Regions from separate parts of the Homo sapiens genome. Here all the other regions are linked to region 1. Evidence: chromatin loops called from intact Hi-C (ENCODE). Cell type or tissue: Panc1. All regions are shown on one strand.

Region 1 (5,000 bases):
AAGTGGAGTATAAAAAAGAGATGCTTTCTCACAGATGAGAAAGAGCTTCCTCTGGGTTGGGAAGGGAGTGAGGGAGGAGAGAAGCCCTGGACTTGGACGAGGAGTCCCAGGTTTATGCGGTGTTTACAAAGAAGTTGCAGGACTGAAAGGGACGTGCCCAGTGGCATATTTATACAAACATGGGATTGGCAAAGAGGCTCCCCCCCCAGCCCCCCCCACCCACATCCTGCGCACACCATGGAAATGGCCAAGGACCTCTTGAAAGGTCCAGAATTCACAGATCTCTCAAAAATCACCTGGTAGAATAGCTGGCCAAGAACCAAACGAACCTCCACACTGTAACTCCTAACATCACCCTTAGAGGTTATGTCAGAGGCCTTTGAACCAGAGCGACTCCATCTTGAATAGGGGCTGGGTAAAATAAGGCTGAGACTTTGCTGGGTTGTATTCCCAGGAGGTTAGGCATTTTAAGTCACAGGATGAGATTAGGAGGTCAAACATCACAAACACCTTCCTGATAAAACAGCTTGCAGTAAAGAAGCTGGCCACACCCACCAAAACCAAGATGACAATGAAAGTGACCTCTGGTCGTCCTCACTGCTCATTATACATTAATTACAATGCATTGCCATACTAAAACACACTCCTACCAATGCCATCACAGTTTACAAATGCTATGGCAATGTCAGGGAGTTACCTTATATGGACTAAAAACGGGAGGAAACCTCAGTTCTGGGAATTGCCTACACCTTACCCAAAAAACTCATGAATAATCCACCCCATGTTTAGCATGTAATCAAGAAGTAACACTAAGTCTGAGCAGCTGAGCGGCCCAAGCCGCTGCTCTGCCTATGGAGTAGCCGTTCTTTATTCCTTTACTTTCCTGATAAACTTGCTTTCGCTTTATGGATTCACCTCTAATTCTTTCCCGCGGGAGACTCAAGAACCCTCTCTTGGGTCTGGATCAGGACCCCTCTCCGGTAACAGTTGGAGCATATAATTACCACCCACCTGTCAAAATGTGGGCCACCCGAAAATAAGTTAGTTATAAAAATTAAAGCTGATATGGTTTGGATTTGTATTCCCACCCAAATCTCCAATGTCGAATTGGGGGAGGGGCCTGGTGGGAGGTGATTGGATCTTGCACGTCAGCGTCCCCCTTGCTGTTCTCACGATACTGAGTTCTCAGGAGATCTAATCCTTTAAACGTGTGTGGCACCTCCCCCTTCTTACTCACTCTCCTGCTCTGCCCTGGTAAGACGCCCCAGTAAGACGATGCTTGCTTCCCCTTCGCCTTCTGCCATGATTTTAAGTTTCCTGAAGCCTCTCAGCCATGCTTCCAGTTAAGCCTGCGGAACTGTGAGTCAGTGAAACCTCTTTTTTTCATAAGTTACCCCGTCTCAGATAGTTCCTTGTAACAATGGGAGAACGGACTATACAAAGAGTGCAGCTTTTTTCACACCTGTGTGGACTGAGATTAATACTGTCTACATATACATGGCAGGTGTCTTCATTTTAACCTAGGAGGATGTTTGAGGAATGATTTACACAGGTTTCCCTTGGGAAGACAGGATGAGGAGACATTTTCTTCATTTCATGCCATTTCCTTTAAATTAATACATGTTAAGCCTTTAAATAATTTTTTTAAAGCCAAAAGGAGAGGATTATGAGCTGCTTTTTGTTTTTAGTATTTATGTGTTTAATTTGTTCTATAAGTACACACAAAGCCAAGTGAAAAGGTTCCAATAGAGGTTTGGGTGTGAGGCTTTAAGTGGCTTCTATTTTGCAAGGTTTCTATGAGGTTAAACAGTAAATATAACAGTATATATTGCTTTAGAATACATATTTGTTTCCATGCATAAATAACATGGAAAAATTACTTTCTGGTAAAGTTGCTTAATTCCTACCACTGACAACAACATCTTCACATAATTTGCTTCAGAATCATGTAGGGGCCTCAAAGACCAGAAAGAAAACAAGCAGCACAGGGTGGTTTGTAAAGTGCAGCAGGGTGGGTACCGTGGCTCATGCCTGTAATCCCAGCAGTTTTGGAGGCTGATGCAGGAGAATCCTTTGAGGCCAGGAGTTTTAGACCAGCCTGGGCGACACAGTGAGACCCTCACCCCCACCACCTCTGCAAAATATATTTTTAAAATTAGCTGGGCGTGGTGGGTGCACCTGTGGTTCCCGCTATTCAAGAGGTTGAGGCATCAGGATCACTTGAGTCCAGGGAGGTCCAGGCTGCAGTGAGCTGTGATTGTGCCACTGCACTCAAGCCTGCGTGACAGAGCAAGACCCTGTCTCAAAAAAACAAAATCGCAAAACAACAACAAAAAAACCCAACCACCCCCTCGCCAAACATACAAAAGTGCAGTGGTAAAGATTTGTGTAGGGGAAGGCGGGCCCAGAGGATGTTTTGAAGTCATCAGGGGCTCTGCTGGCAGCCAACTAGTCTTTCCTGTGTGTTTTCATGCCTTCCAAAAGTGGACCCTGGGAATTCGGGCGAAAGTGGCCCAGTCCTTGTGGCTCCTAGCCTAGAACGCTGAATAGTCTGGAGATTTGCTGAAAGCGACTCTCACCAGGAGATGGCAGCGTCGGCTCAGAGATGCTCCAAGCGGTCCCAACCGCCTTGTGACGCCATGCAATATGTTCAGGGCACACCAGAGGGCGCTACGGCTTCGCGGCTGGGCACTGAGCCGGGCTGGCTCCGAGGCTTTCTTTGCGGAGCCTCCTGTCTCTGCTCCCCGACCCACATGTGCACCTACTAACCAAGAGCGCCCTGTTACTGTCCACGTAGGTGTGACTGCTCTGCGTAGACACACACCGCCCCCAAGCTGAGGCAAGGCCACTGAGCCACCAATTCCAAGCAAGGTTCAGAAGGAGCTGCCATCTTTTTAGCACCTCTTTTAGACTTAAGCCACCGAGGGGGAAAAAGCAAAGAACTAGGACGAGTTGCATGCATGCTTCAGTATACTCAGCACAGATGCGCACACTAAAAGATCATATCTATCCACATAGATGTGTAGTTTAACATAAGAAAGTAACTTTATCCTTTACCCCGCCCGCTTAATACTCTAGGTGATTGATTTACAGGGTGGTAGAAAAGAGATGCAATCCCAAATTTGTCTAATTCTAAATCATCCCTTCTTGTTAAAGCCTTCACTCCCCCCTGCAACGCTGGAACAAGAGAAAATTCATTCGAAAATTAAATTCAGTGTCACTTGTAATTTATTTTTTTTTATGGGGTCTTGCTCTGTTGCCCAAGCAGGAGGGTAGTGGCACGATTTTGGTTCACTGCAGTCTCGACCTCCTGGGTTCAAGTGATCCTCCTCCCTCAACCCCCAAGTAGCTGGGACCACAGGCACACACCACCATGCCCCGCTAATTTATTTATTTTTATTTTTATTTTTTGTAGAGACAGAACCTCACCATGTTGCCCAGGCTGGTCTCAAACTCCTGGGCTTAAGTGATCCGCCTGCCTCGCCCTCCCAAAGTGTTGGAATTACAGGCGTGAGCCACTGTGCCTGGCCTTTTTTTTTAATTTTCCAAACAGATCACTATTGCACTAAATAATTTTACCAACTGCTAAATAGAAGCTTTTCTACCAAAAGCAAGTTCTGGTTAAGTGAAATATAATATGGAATTCTGGCCTCGTGTAGAGTCTCAGGAGCATCGCATATTACAGTCTTTTGTAATCACAATAGCACCTAGAAAGTCCAATTACCATATACATTCTAAAGCAAGGCTAAGGCCTCACAGCTTGTAATCCCAGCATTTTAGGAGGCCGAGGCAAGTGGATCGCTTCAGGCCAGGAGTTTGAGACCAGCCTGGGCAACATAGGGAGACCTTGTCTCTACGAAAATTAAAAAATTAGCTGAGTGTGGTGGTACACGACTGTAGTCCCAGTTATTCGGGAGGCAAAAGCTGGGGAGAAAGGATCACTCGGGCCCAGGAGGTTGAGGCTGCAGTGAGACAAGACCCTGTCGCTGAACTCTAGCCTGGGCAACAGGGTGAGACTCTCTCTCAAAAGGAAAATAAAATAGAACAAGAGTAGATGAAACATGCTGTGCTTGTTCCCTAAAATGTTAATAAGTAAAACAAAGTGCATGTTGTCAGGTCGAGGTGAGATGTGAATGAGTGCTGACCCAGGAGTCTTTTTCACACAGATGACTGCTGGCTGCAAGGCCTTTATAATCAGCAAAACAAAGCTATCTGGTAAATCAACATGAGCTGAAAGTGACATTAACAAAAGAAAAAAGATTGAAGCCATGAATGTAACAATTTTTCTCTAACCTGCCTTGGTCAGACCACTCTTGGTGGTGCTGAGCTTTTGATGCTACACTTTGAAGGTGTTTTGAGTGACTGAAAAATTGTCAGGAGAAGGCTCTGGATGGTCAAGTACTACCCCAGGCCAGATGTTCCCAGGGCCCTCAGCTGTTTTTTATACTGTAGGCTGAAGAAGAGATGACTTACAGAGAGCATTGCACCTGTATTCAAATACGCACATACTCGGGGGAGGTTTGAAGGGCTCTTAGTGATCAGATGTAGACCTATGAACAGAAGATAGACACAGAGGTGGAGCATATATCCTTTAAGGAGAAACATTGTCACACACAGCATGATCCTGTAGTGAAACGGGTAGCCTGGTTAAGGGATCAGTAAACACGTGAAGGACTCATGAGATATTAACACATAAGAAGGAAATTCTTTCCACGGATGGTACGTGCTAAAGTAGATGCTGGGAGTATGACAGTGACCGAGGCAGGCTCTGTCCTTGCCTTCCCAGGGCTTCGGACTGATGGGAAAAACAGGCATTACAAGCATGGGTGCGTGAAATGTAGTATAACTGCGGAAGTCAGAGAATAATTCCCAGGGGAAGATTGTCTAATCTGTGACCTGCAAAGTGAGTGAATAGGAGTGACTTAGATAAAGAGAGTGGGAGAAAGAGGATTTTCCCATGGGAATAATCTGCCTTCCCAAACACAAAGGTATCTGTGACT
Region 2 (5,000 bases), 200 kb after region 1:
GGCACTTTCCACATAAGAAATAATTGAATCCCCACTGCCCTGTGATGTAAACTCTTGTTATTCCCATCTTAGAAATAAAGAAACTAAGGCATAGTTAACTCTACTTAACACAGAGTTAAACAATTTGTCTAAGGTCCTATGAGTAAATGCTGGTCTGAGAATTAGAACCTGGGCAGACTGCTTTCAACTACTGGTATGTGGAATGGGATAGTTTAAGCCACTACGGTGGGTTGTGTAAACTCCTCCTTTAGGACACCGGAATAGACAGAAGAAAGAGAAATACAAAGGGGATGCTAAGTAAAGAGAAGGAGATGTGCCACAACAAAACAAACAAACAAACAAACAAACAAAAAAACAAGATATAGTCATGTGTGCACACACAGGGGCATGTAACCATGTTATAATATATAGGTCAATGGTGAGCCATGTTCATCATTTTAAATAGACCAAAGAAAGAATACCGTGATTGTGGTTGTAATGAAAGGTTTTAGCTAAATTTCAGGCCATAATAGGGGGAAAAAATTAAAAAGTAACTGAAAGTTTCAACTAACAAAGAACATGGGAGTCCGCATTCACCCGTACCCAAGCCACCCCTCTTGCTTTGTGCCATGATGTACCATGTACATTACTCACTACATCCTCACTTGGGCTTTCTCACATTTTCCTTCTTCTGGCCATGCCAGAGCACAATCACCATGTGTCTCAACACACACAAACTCTTCTGTCAATTCAAGACACTTCTCAATCACAACACAGAATGAAATCAACCCAGAACAACATTTACCGCCTCGTATATTTGATTGAATCCTGAGAAGAGTATCATTTACACTGATATTCTTGGCCTGGTGCTCAGCAGATGAGGATTACATAGGGAGGAAATAACACTGGTCCCAAATGCTTTTAAAAGGTTCTGCTTCCCTGAATGCCACATTTAATCCTGCCAGCCCAGGAACACAGCACCCCACATTCTAAAAGGATGTCTTATGTGAGCAGGACACCAGCAACAGATTAGTTCAAAGAAGACAAAAGGCCTCCCTTCAGCAAAGTGAAGGTTGATCTTACCAGTGCTGCTGAATGCAATTTCGCATTGAAATACAGTTTTCCCATTTCAAAGCCATGTAGACGCATGAAGCTTGTTAGATTTATAGAATGCCTGGTCTCCCGGGACATTACAAAGCGAATGGCATCCATCAAGTTAATTTCCTTGGGGATCATCTCAAACATGGAGAATGAAAAGTCCCAGACCATTAAACATCAAAAGATTGTTCTAAATGGTAATTAAAGTTCTATTATATTTTCTTTTTCTGGGAGCACATTAGATTAATTCAATTGAGAATATTAGAAGTATCAAGGCTGACAGTGTGAATGTGTGGAGTTGGCTGGAAGAGCATTTATATTGCAGACATCTGTTCATTCAAGTTACACAAAACACGAAAGAGGGAGCTCAACTCAGACTGGGGTGTACTTACCAAGCCAGCACACGTAGACACAGCGACAGAGGAGGAGCTGTCATTTCTGATAAATCCCTGATAGAAGCATTGCTGCACCTCGGGTTTCTGAGTCTCTGAAGCACCATCTTTTCCAAGTACCTGGACAATAAAGTGACTGCTCAAAATCGCCGAGGGCTTAAGTTCTAAGTGCAGTTCCTGTCCAAATGCTGAAAATCGGTAGTGCAGGGAGCTTCTGGCATTCTGCGCCGATCGCTTTTTCCTGCCGTTGTGCAAAATGTCGTGTGAAATATATGACCCGGCTGAGTCTACTTCTACTGGCGTGACAAAGACGTAATCTGCAATGGGAAAAGTTCAGCTGTCAGCACCCAGAGCCCACAATTCCAAATGGTCTCTTTCCAGCAAGCTGGCAAAGAGCAACACAAAGCTCAAAGATATCTTTGTTCCTATTGCCTTGCACCTAGATCAAATATAATTCAGAGCAGCACAGGCAGCAGAAGACCTGTCTCTACAACTAACTCGGCCACAGTCATTTCTACAGGTGCCCGAAAGCCAAGCACAATTTTGATGAATTTCATGGATGTCTGTGGAAAAATGTAACACCTCTCATTGTCTGGAGAGAGATTTAGAACATTCTTTTGATGTTTAATGGTCTGGGCCTTTTATAATATTGGCCACAGAACCATTCATATATATAAAATTTAATTTTTTTGAAGATAAAGTTAATAAACATAAAACTACAAAATCGGGAAATTTCTTCAAGGAGGTTAATTTCTCTGTGCTTAAACTGAATCGGGAACATTTTGGCAGAGGCAGAGTTTACATTTCAAGTCCTAACTCACAGTGTGGGGTAGCCTCAGATGATATTTCAGATCATTAACAAGCAACAGCATTTTCATTTTTCCAATATTATTTATGTGTGATAAGAAAACTCCAGCACTTGTATCACCCTTAGCATTTTACTGTGAGCTTTCACAGGGATGATCCCATTTAATTGTAAGCATAAAATACAGTGCATGCACAAAAATGCCTCAAAATTGTCAGAACCCTCCTATATAGTCTGATGTATAAAATTGCTCAGGCATGTTGGTGGGGGAGTGTCAGATCAGGGGACACCTGGAAAGGCATGTTTAAAAATACCTTCACCACTGCTCCCTAGAGCAGTACTAATTGCTGAATGTTCCAAAGAGGAGGAGCTAAAATACAATTTGCTATTTGAAAAGCAAAGCCAGCACACTGTTTTCTTTCACCAAACATTGAAGCTGAAAAGCATCATCCCACAAAATGATTTGGAATATGCCCTCTGTGCATTAAAAAACAGCCTGCATTTCCACTTTCAAGGCACAGAATGGGAAACTACTTTGGAAAGTGTTTAGAAAGCTGTTGAATAATGACGAGGTATGTTTGAGTCACTTGGGTCCCCAGTTACTGGAGGAGGAAAAGGAAGAGAAATTTCTCTTTTCCCTAAACAGTCAACAACCTTCCCCCTCCTCCAATAAAAAAAAAAAAACTAAGGAATAGTGGAGCCCCTGTAGCTAGCAAAGATCAATGAGTGATGGCCTAATTAGGCTCACATTAAAAAAGAATTCTCCACAATAGACAATAATTTTCTTCTGTTTATGAACCATCTGTGACTTATTCCTTGGGCAGCTTTCATTTTTATATTCTTTATGTCCTCCCACTCCCATTTTTCTTCTTGACTCCCTCCTTTAACTAAAAATGCTGTATAATTGACATACATATTTTACAATAATGGGGGGAAAAGTTTTTCCCCTCTCTTAACCTTGAAAATCTGAGCCAGACATACAATATTTTTCTTCTCTTAAAAATCTGATACATTGCTTTAAAGGGATGTGGCTCTTGATTATGTGCAATTTCTTAGAGAAAGTCTACCTTCTCCTTCTGTCAAACTAAAACTTAACTATGAAAAAGATTCCTGACATATGCAGGAAGTCTGTGTCTCACCTTCTTGTCCCAAATCATCTGAAACTCTGCCTGCTCTTACTTGGAAGGCTCTGTAGGAACGTTATCCAGCCAGCCTTCTATGGAACCAGCCATCAAACGGCCCCAGACACCTGCTACCAGCTTGTTTCCAAGGGGAGAATAACAGGCTGTCGGTTACATTCGGTTCTTGATGGAAGAAGGGCAGTCAGTGTCCCCTGTAAAGAGTGATCTCTGATTGACCACTTCAGGAGGTGAGTAAGGGTGAGGTCCTTACAAGGTTGTGGCTGGGTCGGACGTGGCCTCCAGCCATCTGATCCTGATATAAGAATGAGGGGTGGTTTTAGAAACTGCAGCCTCTCTGTTTGGACAAAAGGTGAATCCCTTCTCCATGACTCCATCCTGCCCCACTCCCCATTCCCCTGACAAGAAAAGGAGATAACCTTGCAAAACTAAAAATTACAGAATTCTAAAGAATCCAGGTTGAGCTGTAAGGTTTTCCTAGACACCTTGCGTCAGGAATCAGCTGTTCTCCTGTAGCTGATGGGAAACAATCAAAACAAGGATTTCCCTCTGGGCTCCACTGGGAAGTTAATAAATGTCAGAAGTGAGGGATTTTCTGGAAGTTTGTGGCTGGCGAACGTCAGAAAAGATAGATAAAGGACTCAGAGACCTGAAGTCACCTGCTTTCCTCTCTCTAAAAGCAGCCTTAGACATCCGTAAAACAAGGGAAGCAGAAATGAAAAAAAAAGAAGAGATAGAAAAGGAACAGAAGTCGAGAGAAAAATGAGGAAAGATGGAGAGAGGAAAGAGGCTCACATTCTTTCATCTCCCACTAAGAATTAGCTTCCCCCAACAAGAGTTAGGAGAGGGAGGAAATAAGTAATTCCTTAGTTAATGTCCACTTCCCTTCGAATTTCTCACTGCAGTTAGGATTTTTTTTTTTTTCTTGTTCTTCTTAACAAGCCACCTGTGAAGGAGGGAGAGTATTTGCTTTTATGTGACTTGCAGCTCGGGGCGTTGATTCTTTTGATAAGTTCAGTCCTTGCCAACCTTCCCCCCTCTCCAAACAGGAACCATTTCCAAGACAGCGCACACCTGCCAGGTTAGGGGGTGCGCTTTTCCATCTTTTCTCTCTTTGGGGGAAGGAAGGGTCAAAGTGCTGCGAAAGGCCCTTCTTGGGGATGGGGGGCAAATACGAACCATCATTTAATCCGCTGGCGCCGCTGCTGCTGTCACTGGCTAAGGCCGCGGCGACCGACGCACAGCAGAGGCAGCACAGCTGGAGCGCCTGCAAGAGAAAAGGTGACATCGCGCGTGAGGGGCGCGGCGGGGCTGGCGTCGGGCGCCCCCTGCCACCCGCTCTCGGAGCTCCGCTCGGCGGCACCTGCCTTGGCCACGCGCCCCAGTCCCGCCAGGCCCCTCGGCGGGCCCGAACCCGCAGCCGGGAAGGCACACGCGAGCAGGAGGGCGCACTCCATGGTCAGGTGCGGACGCGGCGGCTGCGGGTGGCCAGACGCGGCAGGCGGAGCGCACGGGCGGCGCGCATTCTTTCCGCGGCCCCGGAGCTCGGCGCCCCAGGTGCGGCTCCAGGTGAGAGCCGCCGCCGTT
Region 3 (5,000 bases), 430 kb after region 1:
GACTTTGTCCAAATTCTTCCTAAGCAATCTTAGTGAACAGACCTTAGTTTGTTCACCCCAGAGGGTCAACAAAACTAGCTCAAATATCTTTATTTGGAGATGCTAAAACAAAGAGAGAAATACAGACCGCTAGCCAGGTAACAGGATGCTTCTGAATTCTAGTTTATCTGTTATTTTTGACAACGCAGTTTTGGGGTTAGATCTGCAGCTTCCTTCTTCTTGAAGGACTTGAGCAGCTTCTCACCTCTGGGGCAGCAGAGGAAGAGCTTTCTGGCAGGTGATGCTTTCATCTCTTTGAGTTAAAGCTGTGTTCACCCAAGTGTTAGAGGAGTTCCACTGGTGGTACGTTAGGTGTTTTTGGGTGGATCACAGATTGGCTGGCTATGCAGACATTAAGTAACTCTGAATGACACAGAAAGAAAAAGCTGTGTGAAGATGCCTGTCTTCCCTTTGCCTTCCGCCATGATTGTAAGTTTCTGGAGGCCTCCCCAGCCATACAGAACTGTGAGTCAAAACTCTTTCCTTTAAACTTTACCCACTCTTGGGTATTCTTCCTTTCTTTCTTTCTTTCTCTTTCTTTCTTTTTTTTCTTTCTCTTTCTTTCTCTCTCTCTCTCTTTCTCTCTCTCCCTTCCTTCCTTCTTTTCTTTTCTTTCTTTCTTTTTTTTCTGACAGCATCTTGCTCTGTTGCCTAGGCTGGCGTGCAGTTGTGCAATCTCAGCTCACTGCAACCTCTGCCTCCTGGGTTCGAGCGATTCTCCTGCCTGAGCCTCCTGAGCAGCTGAGATTACAGACGCGTGCCACCATGACTGGCTAAGTTTTGTATTTTTAGTAAAGACAGGGTTTCTCGAACTGCTGAACTCAGGTAATCCACCCGCCTGGACCTCCCAAAGTGTTGGGATTACAGGTGTGAGCCACCACGCCCAGCCGGGTATTCTTTATAGCAGTGTGAAAATGGACTAATACACTAAGTTAGTAGGACTCTGTCCCTAGCTCTGTATCTCTCAGCCTTTCAGGCGTCTTGATTATTTTGTTGAAGGGGAAAAAATGAAAAAAAATCATGTGGGAACTAAAACATCTTTTACACCTCTTTCTAGTACTTGCTAATTCCCTTGTTTACTAGGGAGCAGATCTCAGTTTCAAAACCTTGAGGAGGGCACAGTCTCTAGCTAGAGTTTAGTAATATGGTTGTGTCTTTGTTGAATTTATTTTTACACATGCTTTCTATTTATGGCAAACGGAACTTGTTTTCCCAATTATAATAGCTATATGCCTCTTTTGAAAATAACTTATTTTATCCTAAGTAAAATGACTCTGTTTAAAGGAAACTAAAGAAACGTGGCACACAGCCATGGCAGAAATTGAGAAAAGTGTCTACAAATGATGGCTGTCTAGGGCCACTGCTTCCAAAACATTATTCCTTGATGGTTAAACCTCTGGCACTATGGCAAACATCATCTTAGGAGGTTTAGCACTGAGAACATCATTCCAATTATACATTGTAGCTAAAAGCCTACAGTGAGTAAAGGTGCCCTCTCTCTGGATAGCATATGCTTCTTGGCACACTTGTCCTACCCCAGGAAGAATCTCTCAGCACTGCTGGGTGTCTGCCCCTAACCTGTACTGAGAACAACCCTGCTGTGTATGCAGCATTCTTGTGGGAGCCTAGTGCGATCTCCTCAACAATGCCTAAACAATCCAGGAGTTTGTTTCACTCATTGTGAATAAACACGCACAGCCGCGATCTTTGGAGATGTTCAGGCTCTTGCTCCCAGACGCCCACCCTTTGGCTGCCCATGGGATGGAAGCATCAGCTCTTCCCAGACGCCCGCCACTCTTCTGCTGAACATTCATTCACACGTGCCTCAGGAAAATCTTCGGACACGCACATCAAGCCATCTGGCATGGGAGTGTTTAATTTTGAGAGTGATCTTTTGTTTATTGAGAAGCAGACTCTTCAAGGGGAAAAAAAAATCACTTCTGGCTGACGAGAAGAGTTCCAACGCTACTAAACTTCTCCCCCTAGTGGACTTTTCAATGAGGCTTGCAAATCACTCTGAACCAGGAGTCCAAAGACCATTGTCATCGGGGCTTGTAGCTTTTGAATTTTACAAAAATGGCATTAAAAAACAAAAAAAATCATTAACCATGTGCATTCCCCTGCCGTGTGTGTGTGTGTGTGTGTCTGTGTATGTGTGTGTCTGTGTTTACTATATAACACCAACTACATGACATTCAGGAAAAGGCAAAACTATGGAGACAGTAAAAACAACAACAACAAAAATCAGTGATTGCCAGGGGCTGAGGGGGAGGGAGGGATGAATAGAGAATTTTTTTAAAAAGATAATTTTTTTGGCCGGGCGCGGTGGCTCACGCCTGCAATCCCAGCAATTTGGGAGGCCGAGGCAGGCAGATCACAAAGTCAGGAGATGGAGACCATCCTGGCTAACACGGTGAAACCCCGTCGCTACTAAAAATACAAAAAAATTAGCCAGGCGTGGTGGCGGGCGCCTGTAGTCCCAGCTACTCGGGAGGCTGAGGCAGGAGAATGGTGTGAACCTGGGAAGCGGAGCTTGCAATGAGCCTAGATCGCACCACTGCACTCCAGCCTGCATGACAGAGCAAGATTCCGTCTCAAAAAATAAATAAATAAAAAATAATAAAATAAATAAATAATGATTTTTTTTACAGAAGTCTTAGGTTTACAGTACAATGGATAGGGAGGTAGAGACATATCCATATACTTCTGACATACATATGGCCTCTCCCATTATCAATGTCCCACACTAGAATGGTATATTTGTTATAACTGATGAATCTACAATGGCACACCATTATCATCTAAAGTCACAGTTTACATCAGGGTTCACTCTTTATGTCCATTCTATGACTTTGGACAAATACATAATCACACGTGTCTATCACTTGCATCATACAGAGTAATTTCGCTTCCCTGAAAATCTTTTGTGCTCCACCTGTCCATCCTTCCCTCCCACTTAATCCCTGGTGATCCCTGATCTTTTTACTCTCTCCATAGTTTTGGCCTTTCCAGAATGTCATATAGTTGGAATTTTATAGGATCTAACCTTTTCAGATTGGCTTCTTTCACTTACTAATATGCATTTAAGTTTCTGCCATATCTTTTCATGGCTTGATAGCTCATTTGTTTTCAGTGCTAAACAATATTCCATTGTCTGAATGTATACAGTTTATCCACAAACTATTCATATTTACCTTACTATATCCTATTAAAAGATATCTTGGTTGCTTCCAAGTATGGGCGATTGTGAGTAAAGCTGCTATAAGTATATCTGTGTGCAGATTTTTGTATAGACATAGGCTTTCTGAGTGTGGTCTCAGGTCAGTAGCATCAGCATCACCTGGGAGCTTGTTATAAATGCAGAACCTCAGGCCCACCAGATCTGCTGATTTAGAATCTGCATTTCAACAAGGTCTGTGGGTGATTTATGTTAAAGGTTGAGATGTGCTAATGTAGAATACCTAGTTATGGAAAGTAAAAAGTTCTCTTCAAAGTTTCCATTCTTGTTAAAGGATAATAATAATAAATATTAGAAATAATAGTTTCTTTTAAAGACTTTCTTGAAAGCCTTCTTGCTTTTTGCTAATAACTCTTTGTTAAGCCTTATCCTATGCAGCTGTTAGACATAAGGGAATAAGTACATTCTATGTCCTTGTACTTTAACCAAGATACTTGTGGTAGACATGCTCACAGGCACGTAGTACATTCTATGTCCTTGTACTTTAACCAATATATTTGTGCTAGGCATGTTCACAGGCAAGTTCCAGCTCACAGCCTATGCCCCTTCCTTATTTTGAAATGTTATTACTTTTCTAAGTCCTTTCGCAAGCAACTTCCTCTTTTCATTTTGTTCTCCATTGCCTCTACCGATTTAGAAAAGTTTTGAGTTATTAGCCAATCAGGTTTAGCTTAGACTGGGAGGTCCAGCTCCAACCAACAGAGATCAGACACAGCAGTAAGCACCCAATGCGTAAGGGATAAATATTCCTATCTTTCCTTTGTTCATTGTACTCTCATGGCAAGATTGCTGATGAGCAGTACCCTTTCTGCAGAAAGTAAAGTTGGCTTGCTGAGAAAATTTTTTTGTCTGAATGTTAATTTTTCCTTGTGGTAGCAAGGAACAAGCATTTTATTTATAACACTGGTCCCTATCCTCAACTTGATTTCAGCCCATTAGAAAACTTGGGGGGAAAAATGTCTTTGGTGGAGTTACATGGGAAGAAAAGCAGCAATGTGCTTAACAATAACAAACTTCATGTATTGGGCCAGGTGTGGAGGCTCCTGCCTGTAATCCCAGCACTTTGGGAGACCGAGGCAGGTGAATGAACTAAGGCCAGGAGTTTGAGACCAGCCTGGCCAACATGGCAAAACCCCATCTCTTCTAAAAATACAAAAATTAGCCTTGCTTGGTGGCGCGTACCTGTAATCCCAGCTACTTGGGAGGCTGAGGCAGAAGAATTGCTTGAACCTGGGAGGCAGAGGTTGCAGTGAGCCAGGATCACACCACTGCACTCCAGCCTGGGCAACAAAACGAAACTCTGTCAAAAAAAAAAAAAAGAACTTCATCCTTTTGATTTCATTTCTCAGTTTCTTTACTCACAGCTTTTCCCAACTGAGATGTCTTTATATGTCTTTATCTCTCCTCCATGTGTCCAGTTCTTGCTAAGTTTTTATTCACTAATTATCTCTGGGAACTTACCACATACCAGGCACAGTGTTACACACAAGGCATAGACCCCCCTTCAACACACACACTTTTTTTGAGACAGACTCTTGCTCTGTTGCCTAGGTTGAAGTGCAGTGGTATGATCATGGCTCACTGCCGCCTTGACCTCCCAGGCTCAAGAGTTCCTCCCACCTCAACCTCCAGGGTAGCTGGGACTACAGGCATGCACTACCATGCTCAGCTAAGGTTTTACTTTTTTGTAGAGAAGGGGTCTCCCTATGTTGCCCAGGCTGGT

Evidence for each region. Hi-C counts contacts between places; a loop is a spot of excess contacts. Peaks named below come from ENCODE experiments on the same cell type or tissue, not always from the same donor. Only the 100,000 strongest peaks of a DNase experiment are listed, where the experiment ranks them.
Region 2: it touches region 1 in a loop (5-fold over the local background); 10 of 110 quality-filtered maps call a loop at or near these places.
Region 3: a loop joins it to region 1, with 6 times the contacts of the local background. A loop is called at or near these places in 56 of 110 quality-filtered maps.

Annotation. Positions count from the first base shown.
Region 1 is chr16:77,233,591-77,238,590 of GRCh38, forward strand. No RefSeq gene overlaps it. Among named protein-coding and RNA genes, the nearest start is that of SYCE1L, 37 kb to the left of the region's middle. In Panc1, a CTCF peak has its summit at 2,654 (motif pointing right); a DNase peak (open chromatin) is centred at 2,661; H3K4me3 peaks cover 2,059 bases; H3K27ac peaks cover 4,162 bases.
Region 2 is chr16:77,429,826-77,434,825 of GRCh38, forward strand. It overlaps ADAMTS18 (ADAM metallopeptidase with thrombospondin type 1 motif 18), which reads right to left. Exons shown (of 23, transcript NM_199355.4): 1 at 4,781-5,000; 2 at 4,593-4,680; 3 at 1,470-1,786. The coding sequence starts at 4,870. Among named protein-coding and RNA genes, the nearest start is that of ADAMTS18, 2.7 kb to the right of the region's middle. RefSeq lists an enhancer at 4,905-5,000. In Panc1, no CTCF peak of the experiment used is centred here; no DNase peak of the experiment used is centred here; H3K27ac peaks cover 2,182 bases.
Region 3 is chr16:77,658,595-77,663,594 of GRCh38, forward strand. No RefSeq gene overlaps it. Among named protein-coding and RNA genes, the nearest start is that of NUDT7, 61 kb to the right of the region's middle. In Panc1, CTCF peaks have their summits at 2,023 (motif pointing left) and 2,231; no DNase peak of the experiment used is centred here; H3K27ac peaks cover 486 bases.